2 separate regions of the Homo sapiens genome follow, and region 2 is linked to region 1. The links are chromatin contacts, found by Hi-C or POLR2A ChIA-PET in ENCODE. All regions are on one chromosome and are shown on one strand. The core of a region is the stretch at or near the end of the contact, and the rest is flanking DNA. Distances in the headings are between cores, read along the strand shown.

The links. A loop is a pair of places that touch in the nucleus more often than their neighbours do. ChIA-PET counts read pairs that join two places held with the same protein, here RNA polymerase II (POLR2A). Pooled maps may share reads with other maps.
Region 2: a map with no recorded cell type shows a loop between it and region 1 (7-fold over the local background). The contact joins the promoter of PCMTD2 here to the promoter of DNAJC5 in region 1. A Hi-C loop is called at or near these places in 1 of 37 single-sample maps with no recorded cell type and 4 of 50 pooled maps. POLR2A ChIA-PET finds 5 or more read pairs at or near these places in 1 of 52 experiments (GM12878).

What each region holds. Positions count from the first base shown.
Region 1 is chr20:63,893,129-63,896,875 of GRCh38, reverse strand. It overlaps DNAJC5 (DnaJ heat shock protein family (Hsp40) member C5), which reads right to left and starts at 1,750. Exons shown (of 5, transcript NM_025219.3): 1 at 1,553-1,750. RefSeq lists a silencer at 1,669-1,908, enhancers at 1,908-2,435, 2,368-2,537 and a cis regulatory region at 2,452.
Region 2 is chr20:64,254,017-64,257,763 of GRCh38, reverse strand. PCMTD2 (protein-L-isoaspartate (D-aspartate) O-methyltransferase domain containing 2) reads right to left here and starts at 2,016. Exons shown (of 6, transcript NM_018257.3): 1 at 1,894-2,016.

The DNA of each region.
Region 1 (3,747 bases), core at 501-3,000:
GCACAGCTGCTGCTAAGCTCCTCACGTTCATTCACTGAACAAATATTTACTGGGCCCCGATCATGTGCCAGCAACTGTTTTTTTCACAAAACATTCTCTCCACGGACCTTACTAACTCACAGTAAAATATTAAGTATGATAAATGCATTAAGCAGGACACTAGGAGGATTCAGCGCTGTGGGAAAATTAAGCGAGGAAGGGAACTGGGTGGCAAGGCAGGCAGGCAGTCGCCAGGCTAGGGGGTTAAGGAACCAGGCATTCCAGGAAGATCCAAGGACAGAGCATGTGGCTCTGTTCAGAACTAGCAAGGAGGCTGATATGGCAGGTGCAGAGTGAGTCAGGGGCCAGTCTGAGGGTGGGTGGACTCAGACGCTGCAGGCTCATTAACACCCTCGCCAGGGGTGTCCCTCAGAGTCCACACAGCCAGCAACCAGAGCGGGCCCCTACAGCTCTCTGCTGGGCCAGACGCCAGCTGGAGCCACCCCGAGTCCTACAGCACCGACACAAGTGAAAGGGGAACTCAACCGAAACTTCCCCAAAGCCCTTAGATCCAGGCTTCTAATTTCATCTCTTGTTTGACAGACTACTCATTCCTGAAACTCAGCTGACATTTTTTTAAAAAGAGAAGCAAATAAACGAACATAAAATCTCAGAAGCTTTGAGTAAACTTTTGCCTTCAGGTAACCATGACAATAGTGGGAGCAATGTAACTGTTTTTGTCATTAGAATAGGTTTTTCTAAACAGGCAAATAAGGGCAGACGTGTCTAACCACCATCAAATCTTCCCAACCAAGCCTAAGCCGGAAAACAAAAATAAAGCTGAAATTTTTGCTTCCTTTTCCTGTATGACACAACTGAATGAATTTGAGAAATCATGGCTTCGGCACACGAAAAAGAGAGTCTTTAATCCAGACACTTAACACCAACAAGTTAGAACCTGAACGGACGAGTTCCTAATACTCTCCTTAAGAGTTCAATATAAAGCATGGCTTCAAATGTTTTTATAAAGCGGAGAAAACAGGTTTTTTCTAACAAACCAAATGCTTTTTGGAATTTACAACGTCGGAAAGATTAATTTACGATGCGTTACAGAACAATTTTCAATTCCCCGAGCTATAAACACAACGACCCAGGGACTAAATTATCTGCCTCCCTAAGACCAGCGATGGCCCAGCTTCTCCAGTCCCCCCGCAGGAGAGGAGACCCCGGGGGGTTGGGGGCGGCCGCGGGGACCTGGGGGAGCGGAGGGGGCGTCCGGGCCCGAAGAGACCCGCGGAGAGCGCCGCCCCAGCCCCCACCACGGTGCTCAGACCCCCGGCCCGGCCCGGCCCGGCTCCCGCAGGCCCCGGCGCCGACCTTCCCGCGCCCCCGCCCCGGCCCAGGCCGCGGCGTCGCAGCAGCTCCGGCCCCGAGCGCCCGCGCAGCCCCGGCCCGGGGGTCGCCGCCATTTCCGGCTCTGGAGTGCCGCCCCCGCCCCCCACCCGCGCCCGCCCGCCCGCCTGCCCGGGCCTGACGTGGGCCGATCCGCCCGCCCGACCCGCAGCGAGCTCACCTGCCCGTCCGCCCGCCCGCCCGCCCTCCCGCCGGCTCCGCGGCTCCGCTCCCCGATTCGCGGCGCTGCTGGGCAGCGGCCGACGCACTCCTCAGCCTGGAGACCCCGGGCGGCGGCGGCGGCGGCGGCAGAGGGCGCGGGTGCGGCACCGGCAGCGGCAGCGGCAGCGGCAGCGGAGACGAGCACGCTCACGCACGCACCCGCACCGGCGCGCGCGCTCCCGGAAGGACGTGGGCTCCGGCGTGTCGGAGCCGCGGGTGGGACCGGCTGCGCATGCGCTCAGAGAGCCGAGCGGAGGCTCCGTCCATGAAGGGGCGGAGTCCCGAGTGACAGCCCGGGGCCGAGGCGCCCTGTGGAGGCTCCGCCCATGAGTGGGCGGGGACGAAGCGCGGGGGCGGAGCCAGTCCTCCCAGTCTTCAGGTGGCCGCAGGTGGGTCCCGGGTGGACACGCCATGTGCTGCGGGGAACCGCGCAGAAAGAGAAGCGCAGGGCTTGCTGGTCTTGCAGGTGAGTTTACTCAGCGCTTTAAGTAAGACTGAGAAAACGTAATCGTTCTCATCAAAGAACTGAACAGGGAGCTGGTGGGAGACGGCTGCGGACCGTCGCCCCCGCCCCCACCCGGAGCCACCGTCCTGGGACTGACATTTGCTCAACCCTGGAGCGCCGAGATGGGACGTCCTTCCTTCCTTCCTGTCCAACCACTGAAATGCCGTCGCCAGCGCCCTCCCACCCTCCCGGAATCATCTCCAAACAGCAGCGTGGAGAGGCAGGACCACGAACGTCCACTCCACCTCCCTCTGCCCTTGCCCATCCCGTCGGCCACCCTTCCCTGTCCCTGTAACTGCAGGCGCTCCGCCACTCACTGACGGCCTGCCCCGCGTAGGCTGCCTGGGCCACTTCCCATCCTAGAAGCTCCCAGACCTCTGCGGCCGGTGCTCCTGCCTCCTCGCTTCCACCCTTGCCCGTTTACCTGAGTTCAGTGCGGTCATCTTTTTAAAACAAACCCAGTAGCATCCAAGGCTTCCCGTGACACACTGCGTGAAACCCAAATTCTCTCTCAACACGCTCTGGCCTCCTTCCTCTGCCCTCATAACTCACTGCCATAATGCCGGTCTTGAATTGCCAAGCTTGTTCCAGTCTCACAGCCTGGAAGTGTCAGAGCTTGGGAAGCCTCCTAGCAGTCATTAAGCTGCGCAACATCAAGCAGGCAGCAAGAAAAGGCCTATGGAACCCAAGAAGCAGAAAGGCCAGGTTCATATCTACAACTATAGATTCCAAGAGAATGAAATATTTCAGGCCAGAATTGGAGGGATGAGAGAATGAAATGGGCCTGGTACCGATCTCAGATTGAAGCTATATTCCACTTGTGCTGGGAGCTGCAAGAATGAATGAACCAGCCTTAAGTGAGTCCCTCTGAGACCTAGCAGTTCCACTTTAGGGACATTCTTCCAAAGAAAATATTCCTAAATACAGAAAAAGGTATATGCACTGAAATATTCATGAAGGCACTATTTTTAATAGCGAGAATGGAAACCTGCCCAACTGCACAAGTGAGCACTCAAATGGAATAATATAGTTACTGAAATGTATACAACGGGACCCATGGCTCACGCCTGGAATCTCAGCACTTTGGTAGACCAAGGCAGGAAGATCACTGGAGCCCAGGAGTTTGAGACCTGCCTGGACAACATAGTGAGACCACCATCTCTATAAAAAAAAATTTTTTTAATTGGCCCGGCCACAGTGGCATGCATGCCCCTGTAGTCCCAGCTACTCAGGAGGCTGGATCGGGTGGGAAGTCAAGGCTGTAGTGAGCCATGATTGTGCCACTGCATTCCTGCCTGGGTGACAGAGCAAGACCCCATCTCTTATTTAAAAAGAAGAAAAAAAGAAAGATAATGTGTAGAAAGGCTACACAGGAGCAAAGAACTCCTGAAACTAAAATGAGCACGATGCATGATATGTAAAAAGTATATTATCACACATATATCTATCCATGAACATTCCAGCCTGCTTGGAGAAAATAAGACAGGAAGGTACGCCCGGGCACAGTGGCTCACACCTGTAATCCCAGCACTTTGGGAGGCCGGGGTGGGCGGATCACCTGAGGTCAGGCGTTCAAGACCAGCCTGGCCAACATGGCAAAACCCTGTCTCTACTAAAAATACAAAAATTAGCTGGGCGTGGTGGCATGC
Region 2 (3,747 bases), core at 767-3,266, 360 kb before region 1:
ATACTCAAGACAGCAACGTTCTTTACCACACAACACACCGGTAACCTTTTGACGATGGGGTAACCCTATCTATACCTATTGCCACTGGTAGGATCCATGTGAATAGCTGTGGGGTCTGATATTTATTACCATCTTTGTCTGGTAATCTAACACTCCCTCGCACTGAAAACCATCGATATGATCAGTCATGATGTCACCAAAAACACCGACAACAAAGCTCTTCGCCAAACCAAATCCTATCATTTTCACCCAGATTCTACAATCTGGTCAAATCCAATTTTTCAAAGTAAAAGTGTAGAATCATTTTTAGAACGCTGCACTCGATGATACTGTGCACATTGTCTGCTGTAATTAATCCTTAATATAATTCACTACTCTGTGGTAACTAGCAACAGTCCATAACAACCTGGCTGCTCCTTACAATGCGAACTGCCAGGGCACATGAAGAACACTTGCTGAGTGGCGACAGGCATGGGAAGGTCTCAGAACTGACACCTGAGTTGTGATTGTGGCTGTGTCAACACAAGCATGAAGCTATGGTAGTGGGGTTTTGGGAGGCGACATACGGAAGATCACATTCCAACTTGGATGTCACTTCTTTAGGGTAATATGGACAAAGTAATTCATTGTGGAAGATGAGTGGGGAAAAGGACCCAAAGCCACATCTCCTTTGGGCAGAATGATCAAACAAACACACAAACAGATTTCTCACCTTGAAAACCAGAACTCTTACAAGCAATGCAAAGGGACTTTTTTCAAATACAGATGGTCTCCGACTTCGGATGGTTCGACTTCAGGTTTAACGATGTGTTTACTGGGATGCGACCCCACCGTAAGCCGGGGAGCACCTATACTTGAAAGGCTGTCACATGTACACTATTAATGGGCCTAACAAAAGCCAGACCAGTGGTACATGTTGGAGACAATGCCTACTAAATACACAGAGAAGCTTTCTAACAAATGAAGTTGCAATGAATGAAAGGAGCTCTTGATAAGCCCAGCCAAGTTCCACTGGAGGTACGAGCTGGGGTGGCGCAGGGAGCAAGGCCCTGGATCGGTCACCTCTGAGGTCTCCTCTCATCACCTGAGTGTAGGGCTCTATTTCCCCCAAGCGTGGCCACAACAATTTCTGAGTTGCTTATAGGCACCTCAACTTCACTCATTCTTGAATGACAGTCTATCAAACGCCCAGATAGGAGCTGTTTAGCCATTCCCTTGAGAAGAAAAATGAAAACTATTCTAGTCACACGAGTAAAGAGGGGGTGGATAAAGAGGGCGTGGATATTTAGGTGACTTATTTGAGGTGCAACGCTGGAGCAAACATTCATTTAGGAGACACGTCCCTCTCACAAAAACAAAACAAAGGCCCGAAGCTCAGGCAAGTTCTCCTTCCTCCAACTAACAAAGATCTCTTTCCATGCGTGAATTGAAGTCCCAGTGCTCTGCTCCAATTCTTACTATCTCCAAGGCACGGGGCGGGGGGGCGCAATTATTTTTTTAAAAAATCCTGTCATCTTCTGAAAGGGTCCAAGGCAGACTTTGTTCTAAACCTTAGCTCTTGGCTTGCCTTGGAACTGCAAACGTTTCCCACTTGGGAAGTCAAAGACAAGCTGCAGGTCTGGACTAACCAGACCCAAGAGTGTGAGTGAGCAACGGGCACCGGGAGAGACCGACGGGAAACCGCGAGCGCTCGGAGAGAGAAACGCGGGACGCCCTGGAGGCCGCTGGGGGGAGGTGAGGGTGCCCGAGGTGGGGAGGAGCGACGCCCCCAGAGGAGAGCTCCGGGCGCAGGGGTGCCGGGGGTGGGGAAGGAGGAGGGAAGGGGCCGAGGGGACACACCACCCGCTCGCCGCAGGCCGGACCGAGGGGCGGCGGCGGCGGCGGCGGCTCTACCTCCAGGCTCGGCCGGCCGACGGGTTCGGACCGCCTGGGCTGCCACCTGCAGCTCCTCGGGCGCGTCCCTCGTGTGTCCGCGGCCGAGCAGCGCCGCTCCAACCTCGGCCGCCGTAAACATCCGCCGCCGCCGCCGCCGCCGCCGCCTCTGCGCCTGCGCACAACGGCCTGACTGCGCATGCGCCGCGGGCCTGGCACTTAAAGGGGTGATGGCGGCGCAGGGCGGGCCCCACTCCCCTGGGCTGCCTGCGTCCGCCCGCCCCGCTGAGAGCTCGCTGAGCCCTAGGCCGGGTCCGAGTCTCGCGGGCGCGCCGTCCGCGCAGTGCTCAGCCAGGACGGACCCCGCACGGGCTGCCTCAGAAGCCCTCCCTAAGGGTCACCTGAGACGCCTTTGCTGACCCACGGCTGGGGGCGTTCCGCATCTCCAGGGTGCCCTGCGGCTGCTGACTCGGGGCCGGCGCTGCCCTCGGGCGGCCTCCCAGCACCAAGCACAGCCGCCCTGGGACCCCCGCCCTGCCACGCGGACGGCCACCCGGCCCTGGGGCCCTCCTACCCAGCCGGCTTTGTGAAATCAGCTGTGAAAGGAAGATATCCTGGGCCCCCAAGATCACTAAGGAAAACTCCAGCAGGAAACTGCTTAGGGCAGGCCTGCTTCCCATTCCATTCAAAGTCACTCCTCTGCTCACTTAGATAGATACATATCTGATTTGCCTCCTTTGAAAAGGCAAATGAGAAACTCAAAAGAATTTAACCGTTGGTGTCTCACCTATCTGTGGCCTGGACGCTCCCTCCCCGCTTGGAGTCTTCCTGCCTTTGCTTCAAGTTGTCCCGTCTTTCCAGACCGAACCGATGTGCTTCTTACATGTATCGATGGATGTATCCTGTCTCCCTAAATGTATAAAACCAAGCTGTGCCCCGACCACCTTGGGCACATGTCAGGACTTCCTGAGGCTGTGTCACGGGCGCGTCCTCACCCTTGGCAAAATAAACTTTGTAAATTAACTGAGACCTGTCTCCCATTTTCTGGGTTCACACAGCCCATTGCCCAAACTTCGCGTGGGGCTTTGCAGATAGGCTGTAGCTGCAGAACCCTTTCTTCAAGCACAGCCATGCAAGCCGCCTCATATGTGCAAGTGCCAGCGTCGCTGGGGCGGACGAGTGGGCCTGGGTCTCCGGTTCCCGCCTCCCTCCTAACTCGGCATTCCTCCCCAGACCCTGGAGCTCCACTTAGGAGCAGAGTTTGAAAACCAAAGGCCGGTGCCTTCACCACGTTATGTGGTCCCAGGGAGACCTCACTTCTCTTGTTGATCCATGGTCCTGGATCCACGGACCTGAGGTGGCCCACCACCTCATGACCTTCATGGGGCTCTCAGTGTCCTTCCACCTGAGAGCTTGTGGTTATTTGTGACTGTTTCAAATTACAGAAGCCCTGGAGTCATCCTTGACTCTCTTCCTACTGCCAGGGGACACGTCCTCCATACATCCCTCCTTGCCCTGTCCCAGCTCCCCTCACCTCTCCCCACCCCTCCCACCATTCCCCTGGGCTCTGGCGAGTGGTCCTCCTAAAACAGGTGATCACATCACTGCTGTCTTCAGACACTCCCTTTGTTCCTGGACCCAACTGAGGGTCGGGCTACTACTTCTCCTGGCCCAATAACAAGATGCAAATGAGCTGGAGAGTAAGAGAGGTTTTATTTCTGTAACCGGTTACAAGGAGAAGGCCTGGAAATTATCACCATACCAACTCAAAATTACAAAGTTTTCCAAAGCTCGTATACCTTCTAAGCTGTATGTCTACATGTAAGTGTGCATTCATCTACAGACATAAGTGATTAACTTCTTTTAATCTATGAC